Regions from separate parts of the Homo sapiens genome. Here region 1 is linked to region 2. Evidence: chromatin contacts called from ENCODE Hi-C data. All regions are on one chromosome and are shown on one strand. The core of a region is the stretch at or near the end of the contact, and the rest is flanking DNA. Distances in the headings are between cores, read along the strand shown.

Region 1 (4,709 bases), core at 2,184-4,683, 260 kb before region 2:
GGTATAGTGGTGCATGCCTGTAGTCCCAGCTACTGAGGACACTGAGTTGGGAGGATCGCTTCAGCCCAGGAGTTTGAGTTTGAGACCAGCCTGGGCAATGTGGCAAAACCCTGTCTCTCCAAATAGTTTAAAAAATTAGCCAGGTGTGGCGTGTGCCTGTAGTCCCAGTTACTCGGGAGGCTGAGGTGGGAGGATGGTTTGAGCCCAGGAGGTTGAGGCTGTAGTCTGCGATCACGCCACTGCACTCCAGCCTGGGTAACAGAACCAGACCCTGTCTCGAAAAGAAAAGAAAGAAAAGAAAAACATAACTGTGTAGATAGGTTTAAAAAAAAAAAGAGAGAGAGAGAAAATAACAGACCAAATGAGACTGTGTGAGAGGTCTAATGCCCTGCAGACCCTCGAATGTTCCAGGCCCTGGAGAAAAACCCTCTTCTGTTTTTCCTGTTCCTCCACAGGCCCCTCCTGCTCAGTCCGCTGGGCTGGCTTCTCCTACTTCTCTAAAACTTGAAATGCTGGGGTTCCCCAGGGCAAAGCCCTGGGATTCCCTTCTCTCTTCTCACGCATCCTCTCTAGGTCATCTTATCCAGGTCTTCACACTTGAAATACTACTTATCCTCCATGGGATGCCCACATTTTTACCTCTAACTCAGACTGTCCTTCTGGCATTTTATCGTAATCTCTAAAGTTTTGTTTATTTCATTGATTGATTCATTTAGCAGATGTTTATTGAGCATCCACTGTTTCCTGGTGCCTATCTAATGCCCTGCAGACCCAGCAGTTAACAAGCCAGACAAAAATCCCTGCCCTTGTGGAACTGATATTTAGGGAGTGAGAATAACAAGAAGCAGGCAAATACATAGTAGCAGGTAGGGATGTAATAATTAAATAAGACAAGACTCTCACTCTTTGTTTAAGGAATCTGCAGTCATTTTATTGCCTAAACGTGTGGGAAAAGATAGAGTGCTGACAGTCCTCTTCCACAGGGAATCCTATGAGTATTTATACAGTTTAGAAACAAAGGAAATATTGTTAATATTATTACCAGGGCAACAGGTGGTTAAATAAAGAAGCCAGCCAGAATTTCAGGTTTCTTTCTTTTTTTTTTTTTTTTTTTTTGGGACAGAGTCTCACTCTGTCGCCCAGGCTGGAGTGCAGTGGCACGATCTCAGCTCACTAGAGCCTCTGCCTCCCGAGTTCAAGCGATTCTCCTGCCTCAGCCTCCCAAGTAGCTGGGATTACAGGCATCCGCCACCACGCCTGGCTAATTTTTGTATTTTTAGTAGAGACGGCGTTTCACCATGTTGACCAGGCTGGTCTCGAACTCCTGACGTCAGGTGATCCACCTGCCTCAATCTCCCAAAGTGTTGGGATTACAGGCGTGAGCCACCATGCCTGGCCAGTTTCAGGTCTCTTGGAGAGTGTTTTCACAGGATAACACAGCAATGATTGTCTTGAAGTCGTAGAATCTTAATAAGACTCCTTTGTTCAAAGCACATTTTCAAGGATAGCCTTATGTTATCAGAGAACAGAGTATGTCTGTAATGGATACAGATATTAACACATACTTTACTGCCCATAAAACAAGTGTTCCTGAAGAACTTCTGTTTTAACAGCTGACCAAATTATTACATTTGAATTTGCAGAATTCCTCTGCCTCCCTGAGAGCAGAGGAAATTAGGCATTGCCTTCCTATCTTTCTTGTGCTTCTTTTTGTTAATTAAAAGCAAAATAAAAATTTTAAAGTGGGCCCTGGAGTTTCATTAGGGTTTATAAAAAAAAAATAAAAAAATAAAAAAAAAAGAAGGGCTGGTGTGATGGCTCATGCCTGTAATCCCAGCACTTTGGGAGGCTGAGGTTGGGAGAAAATATTGAAGCCAGGAGTTTGAGACCAGCCTGGGCAACACAACGAGACCCCATCTATACAGAAAATAAAAACATTAGTTGTGTGGTGGTGTGTGCCTGTAGTCCCAGCTACTTGGGGACGCTAAGGTGGGAAAATCACTTGAGCCCAGGAGTTTGAGGCTGCAATGAGCTATGATCAGACCACTGCACTCCAGCCCAGGTGACAGCAAGACTCTGTCTCTTTAAAACAAAACAAACAAAAAAACAGGTTTGGAAGCTACTGGGCTAGAGAGTGACAGGGATGCCAGACAAGGGTATGGGGAAGGCCTCTGTGAGGAGGGGCAACATTTGTTATCCATCTTCTCGAGGGCCAGGATTTTTGTCTGTCCTATTCTCTGCTCTAATGCTAAGAACCGCATCTGGCATCCAGTAGGTGCTCAATAAATGTTGAATAAATTTATCAAACACAGAGCACCTACTATATGCCAGGCACTGTTCTAAAGACTTTCCAAAAGCTTAACTCCTGGCCGGGCACGGTGACTCACGCCTGTAATCCTAGCACTTTGGGAGGCCAAGGCAGGTGGATAACCTGAGGTCAGGAGTTCGAGACCAGCCTGGCCAACATGGTGAAACCCTGTCTCCACTAAAAATACAAAAATTAGCTGGACATGGTGGTACACGGCTGTAATCCCAGCTACTCAGGAGGCTGAGGCAGGAGAATTGGTTGAAATCGGGAGGCAGAGGTTGCAGTGAGCCGAGATCGTGACACTGCACGCCAGCCTGGGCGACGGAGTGAGACTCCATCTCGACAAAACAAACAAAAGCTTAACTCGCAATCTTTGCAACACACCCTACCTATGTTGTAGGTGCTGTCTGTGAGCACATTTTACAGAGGGGAAACAGGCTCCAGAAGGGGGGTGTTATCTGCCTGAGGGTTCTCTGATGGAATATGGCCCAGCTTATTCCCTCCTAATCACCCCAGACCCTGGTGTTGTCCCCAGCTGGGCCCATGGAACAATGGATAGACCCCATTCCCCTCCTGAATCCCTCCCCAGGCTCCTGCCACTTCCCTTTCTCACTTCCCTTGTGCTGACCTCCCCGACCACAAGCTGACCACAGGGAACCTCTCAGGAAAGGAGGGCCGAGGTTAAGGGAGGGTGGAAGGTGGAGCAACTGACTCGATGCTCCCTCCACCCCCACGAGCAGGAACATACTGAGCACCGCACACTCACTTCACCCTGGTTCAACACCCCCACGAGGTTGACCCCGTCATTATGTTAGAGATTATGCATTTTCCACATAGGGAAACTGAGGCTCAGGGGTGTTAAGTGACTCACCCAAGGTCACACGGCTAGGAAGTTGCTGCACGCTCCTATGCTCCATTTCCTCTGGGTGAGAATTTGTCCTAGGAGCTTCTATTGAACACTGTGAGGTTGCTGGGAGGAGCGCGAGGTGCTGGGGATATAGTAACAAACAGAACAAGACCAAGAGTAAGACAGGAAATGGGGAGGGGAGAGTAGAGAAGGAGGCAGAGGGGACAGGGTGGGGTCAAAGCAGGATGCCCTCCCAGTTCCTCCTGCCTCTAGGTTCCTCTTTCCCTGCTGATTCCAGGAGCCTATCAACCCAGATAAAGCGGGACCTCCTCTCTGGTAGAGGTGCAGGGGGCAGTACTCAACATGATCACAGAGGGAGCGCAGGCCCCTCGATTGTTGCTGCCGCCGCTGCTCCTGCTGCTCACCCTGCCAGCCACAGGTGAGGGGGTGAGGGCCCAGCTGGCCCCAGGGGTGTCCAGGCCCACCACATCCCTGACCGAGCCCCACCCACCCATCCCCTGGCCCTGTTACAGGCTCAGACCCCGTGCTCTGCTTCACCCAGTATGAAGAATCCTCCGGCAAGTGCAAGGGCCTCCTGGGGGGTGGTGTCAGCGTGGAAGACTGCTGTCTCAACACTGCCTTTGCCTACCAGAAACGTAGTGGTGGGCTCTGTCAGCCTTGCAGGTTAGGGGGAGCCTGGGGTGGGGGATGGGGGGGAGGGAAGGACTGTCTGTGGGGGTCACCCAAAACTGGGCACTTTCTTTCTCTGGGACTTCCAAGGGTGGCCCTGAGGCCCTGATCGTGACCATACCTCAGGGTTTCTCAACCTTGTTACTATTGACATTTGGGGCTGGAAATTCTTGGCTGGGGGAGGGGATTGCTTACCTGTGTATTGTGGGATGTTTTGTAACACCCCTAGCCTTCCACTAGATGCCAGTAGCAATTCTCCCCACCAGCTGTGACAACCAAACATGTCAGCAGACATTGCCAAATGTCCCCTGGGGGTCAAAATCACCCCTGATTGAGAACCACTGACATAGCTCACACATATTGAGCACCTCCTGCACACTGGAAGCATTGCAGGTGGGGTGCAGCTTGGTATTTCCCTAATTTTGATGACAGCTCATGTTTATTGAGTGCTTACTGTATATGGACACACTGTGGGGGCGGGAAAGTTTGGGGAATTCAAAGGGCAGCTCTAGGCCCCTAATTATGATGACACTTCACATTCATTGAGCACTCCCTGTATACCAGCTGCATGGCAGGGTTGGGAGATGAGCTTGAGGATTTCTGAGGGTAGCTCTAGTCTCCTGATCATGATTTCCAGCTTGCATGGATTGAGCCCTTACCGTATGCCAGACCTGTTTTCTACTTGTTTACTATATATCCCAGATACACCGTGGGCATGGGGAGCTTGGGGATTTTTGAGGGCAGCTCTGGGCCCCAAGTCATGTCAACAGTTCATCACATCTATTTGGCATGAACAGCATACCTAGGGCTATGCAGTGGGTTGGGGATAGATCTGGGGTTATTTCTGAGGAGGCCTCTGAGGTC
Region 2 (4,841 bases), core at 1,583-4,082:
TCGAAGTCAGTTCCTCTTTTGCTGATTCTACCTGTTGCTCTCTTGCAATGTATTTTCCTCCTTTCTCTAATAAATCTGCCTTTCTTTACCTACAACTGTCGTGGTAAATTCTTTTACCTGTGAGCCACCGGCCCAGACAGTGGCCGCTCACCCTCAACAGGAAACACAAAACTGACTATGTTTACTGATTTATTATAAAGGATTTTTTTTTAAGACAGAGTCTCGCTCTTTTGCCCAGGCTAGAGTGCAGTGGTGCGACCTCGGCTCACTGCAACCTCCGCCTCACAGGTTCAAGTGATTCTCCTACCTCAGCCTCCCGAGTAGCTGGATTACAGGTGCCCGCCACCACACCCAGCTAAATTTTGTATTTTTAGTAGAGATGAGGTTTTATCATGTTGGTCAGGCTAGTCTTGAACTCCTGACCTCAAGCGATCCTCCCACCTCGGCCTCCCAAAGTGCTGGAATTACAGGCATGAGCCACCGTGCCCCACCTGAGCTTTATTTTTTGTAGTAATGAGGTCTCACTTTGTTGCCCAGGCTGGTCTTGAATTCCTGAACTCAAGCAATTCTCCGGCCTCTCCCACCAATAAAGGATATTTTAAAGAATACAAATTCAGGCCGGGCATGGTGGCTCACACCAGTAATCCCAGCACTTTTGGAGGCCAAGGCAGGTGGATCACCTGAGGTCGGGAGTTTGAGACCAGCCTGACCAACATGGAGAAACCTCATCTCTACTAAAAATACAAAATTAGCTGGGCGTGGTGGCATATGCCTGTGATCCCAGCTACTTGGGAGGCTGAGGCAGGAGAATCACTTGAATCCAGGAGGTGGAGTTTGCAGTGAGCCAAGATCACGCCATTGCACTCCAGCCTGTGCAACAAGAGCGAAACTCCATCTCAAAAAAAAAAAAAAAAAGAATACAAATAAATCACAGCCAAATAAAGAGATACATAGGGCAAGGCATGTGGGAAGGGGCCTGGAGTCTTCATGCGCTCTCTGGGTGCACCACCCTCCAGGAACCCCCATGTGTTCGGCTACCCAGAAGCTCTCCAGACTTTATCCTTTTGGGGCTTTAGGGGGGCTTCATTATGTAGGCATGATTGATTAAATCATTTGCCCTTGTGGATCGACTTGACTCTCAGCACCCTCTCCCCTCCCAGGTGGTTGGAGGGTCCCAACCCTCTAAACCTACCTTAGTCTTTCTGGTGACCAGCCCCATTCGGAAGCTGCCTAGGGACTGCCAGGCATCAGTCAACTCATTAGCATACAAAAAGACACTTTAGTACTTTAGAGATTCCGAGGATATTAGGAGTTGTTTGCCAGGAAAGACCAATTATATATTTCACAGTATCACACCCCTACAAAAACCTTACACAAACTATTATAGGATCTTTATTCATAATATCCAACAACTAGAAACAACCAAGATGTCTTTCAACCAGTGAATGGTTATACTGTTTGGTACATCCATGCGATGGAAAAGTATCAGCAATAAAAGGAATGGGCAGGGCACGGTGGCTTACGCCTGTAATCCCAGCACTTTGGGAGGCTGAGGCAGGTGGATCACGAGGTCAGGAGTTCAAGACCAGCCTGGCCAACATGGTGAAACCCCGTCTCTACTAAAGATACAAAAAATTAGCCAGGTGTGGTGGCACGCACTTGTAATACCAGCTACTCGGGAGGCTGAGGCAGGAGAATAGCTTGAACCCGGGAAGCAGAGGTTGCAGTGAGCCAAGATCACGCCATTGCAGTCCAGCCTGGGTGACAGGGCAAGACTCTGTCTCAAAAAAAATGAATGAACTATTGATATACTGTTAGCTATTGATATCTCCACAGAATTTTGCTGAATGACGAAAGCCAGTCCCAAAAGGTACATACTGTACAATCTGATTAATATAACAGTCTCTCTTTTTTGTCCTTTTTTTCCTTTTTGTGGAGAACAGGGTCTCACTATATTGCCCAGGCAGGTCTCAAACTCCTAGGCTCAAACTATCCTCCTGCTTCTGCCTCCCTAAGAGCTGGGATTACAGGCATGAGCTGCCATGCCCGGCAAATAAAACTTTTTTTTTTTTTTGAGACAGGGTCTCACTCTGTCACCCAGGCAGAGTGCAGTGGCACGATCTTGGCTTACTGCAACCTCCGCCTCCAGGTTCAAGCGATTTTCCGGTCTCAACCTCCCGAGTAGCTGGGAGTACAGGTGCGTGCCACAACACCTGGTTAATTTTTGTATTTTTAGTACAAACAGGGTTTCACTATGTTGGCCAGGCTGGTCTCAAACTCCTGGCCGCAAGTGATCCACCCGCCTCGGCCTCCCAAAGTGCTGGGATTACAGGTGACAGGCGTGAGCCACCACGTCCAGCCACAACATTCTTGAAATGAAAAAATTATAGTATTGGAGAACAGATTGGTGGTGCCCCAGGGTTAAGAGGGGAGTGATGGAGGAAGTGAAGTGGTTGTGTCTATTTAATGACAACATGGGGGATCCTTGTGGGGATGGAAATGCTCTGCATGTCAATATCCTGGGTATTACGAGATGTTACTACTGGGGACAAAAACTAGGTAAATGGTACATTGCATTTGAATCTACAATTATCTCAAAATATAAATTTAACTAAAAATAAATAAAAAAATAAAGAACATATAGAAAAAAATAGGATCCTCCTCCTTACCTCAAAAGATCTGCCAGGTTCTCCTGGAATCAGGGCAGGGAATCTCTGGGGTGATGTCCCATTAGCTGGCATGTTCACCCTGGGCCTCAGCCCACCTTCCGTGCTGGACAGCTGTCTGTGTGTAGAGGGTCCTGCAGCCTCCAGTAAGGGGTAAGGCTCAATGGCTCCACAGAGACACCAAGAAATCCTAAAAGGACAGTATCCATATCATCAGTGTCATCCCACATTCACGCCACAATGTTCAGCATCCCCAGAGCATGAGTCAAGGTGGATTACAAAATGATCAAATTTGGGGCCAAATTAATGAGCTTGGGGTCCCTTCTTGAGTGGCTCTACCAGGTGCTTCACTCGCTACTCAGCCAGCCTACACCTCAGTTCAAGTTCAAGGCAGATCTGGGTTTAGGAGAAGTAGAACTGGGGCAGTGCTTAAGGGTGCTTAAGGCCCATGGGGTGGGCAGGTTCAAGGGGACCTGGTGGGTGACTGTGAGGGCAGGAAACCTGGAAAGCTGATAATCTAAATGAAAGGAAATCGGCTGGTCCTTTCTTCTGCCGTCTTTTGTTTTTTTCCACTCTTAGATGAAATATCCCTCTTAAATTCTTTTACTGGGAAGCTTTTAGCCTCTTCTTTCCAGAAAAAAATGGTTCAATCTTAATAATGTTATGTATTTTTTCTTTTTTTTTTTTTTTTTTTTGAGATGGAGTTTCACTCTTGTCACCCAGGCTGCAGTGGAATGGTGCGATCTCAGCTCACAGCAACCTCCGCCTCCCAGGTTCAAGGGATTCTCCTGCCTCAGCCTCCCTAGTGGCTGGGATTACAGGCGCCCGCCACCACGCCCAGCTAATGTTTGTATTTTTAGTAGAGACGGGTTTTCACTATGTTGGTCAGGCTGGTCTCGAACTCCTGACCTCAAGTGATCCTCCCGCCTTGGCCTCCCAAAGTGCTGGGATTACAGGTGTGAGCCACTGCACCAGGCCTAATGTTATGTATTACATCAACAAATTACAGAGGGAAACACTCTGCTGTTAACTTACACCAAAAAAGCATCCAACGCAATTCAGCAGCCATTACTAATATAAGCTCAAACTAAAATCATGGAAAAAGTAAATAACTTAAGTGCCACAAAAATCAATTATGAAACATAACTCTGAAACACCATGCTAAAAAGTAAAATGATGAAGCTATTGCCACAAAATTAGTACTGTCTGCTATAACCCAAAATTGTTTTGTGGGCTCTAGCTCACACAAGAGAAGATGAAATAGAGTGGGCTGGGCACAGTGGCTCATGCCTGTAATCTCAGAACTTTGGGAGGCCAAGACAGGAGGGTTGCTTGAGTCCAGGAGTTCGAAACCAGCCTTGGCAACAAAGTGAGACGCTGTCTTTACAAGAAATAAAATAATCCGAGTGTGGTGGTCCACACCTGTAGTGCCAGCTACTAAGGAAGCTGAAGCAGAAGGATAGCTTAAGAAGCCTGAGAGGTTGAGGCTGCAGTGACCTCTGATGGCGCCACTGCACTCCAGCCTGGGTGACAGAGCAAGACTTTGTCTCTAAAAGAGAAAGAAAAAGAAAGAGAGAAAGAGAGAAAGAAAGAAAGAAAGAAAGAAAGAAAGAAAGAAAGAAAGAAAGAAAGAAAGAAAGAAAGAGAGGAAGGAAGGATGGAAGGAAGGAAGGAAGGAAGGAGGGAAGAAAGGAGAAAAGAAGAGAAAAGAAATAAATAATCAGGCCAGGTGCAGTGGCTCACGGCTTTAATCCCAACACTTTGGGAGGCCAAAGCAAGAGGATCCCTTGAGCCCAGGTGTTCAAAACTAACCTGGACAACATGGCAAAACCCAGTATCCTTAAAAAACAAACAAACAAACAAAAACACACACACAGAGTTGCAGTGCATTGAGATCACTCCACTACACTCCAGCCTGGATGACAGAGTGACACTTTGTTTCTATTAAAGAAAAAAAAAAGAGGCCAGAGGAGGCGGCTCACGCCTGTAATCCCAGCACTTTGGTAGGCCAAGGCAGGCTGATCACCTGAGGTCAGCAGGTCAGGAGTTCAAGACGATGGTGAAACCCCGTGTCTACTAAAAACACAAAAATTAGCTGGACATGGTGGCACACACCTGTAATCCCAGCTACTCAGGAGGCTGAGGCAGGAAAATTGCTTGAACTCGGGAGGCAGA

Evidence for each region. A loop is a pair of places that touch in the nucleus more often than their neighbours do. Pooled maps may share reads with other maps.
Region 1: a pooled map shows a loop between it and region 2 (2.1-fold over the local background). The contact joins the promoter of CFP here to the promoter of ZNF157 in region 2. A Hi-C loop is called at or near these places in 3 of 50 pooled maps.

What each region holds. Positions count from the first base shown.
Region 1 is chrX:47,628,654-47,633,362 of GRCh38, reverse strand. CFP (complement factor properdin) reads left to right here and starts at 3,433. Exons shown (of 9, transcript NM_001145252.3): 1 at 3,433-3,594; 2 at 3,689-3,839. The coding sequence starts at 3,519.
Region 2 is chrX:47,368,569-47,373,409 of GRCh38, reverse strand. It overlaps ZNF157 (zinc finger protein 157), which reads right to left and starts at 2,832. Exons shown (of 4, transcript NM_003446.4): 1 at 2,670-2,832. The coding sequence starts at 2,741.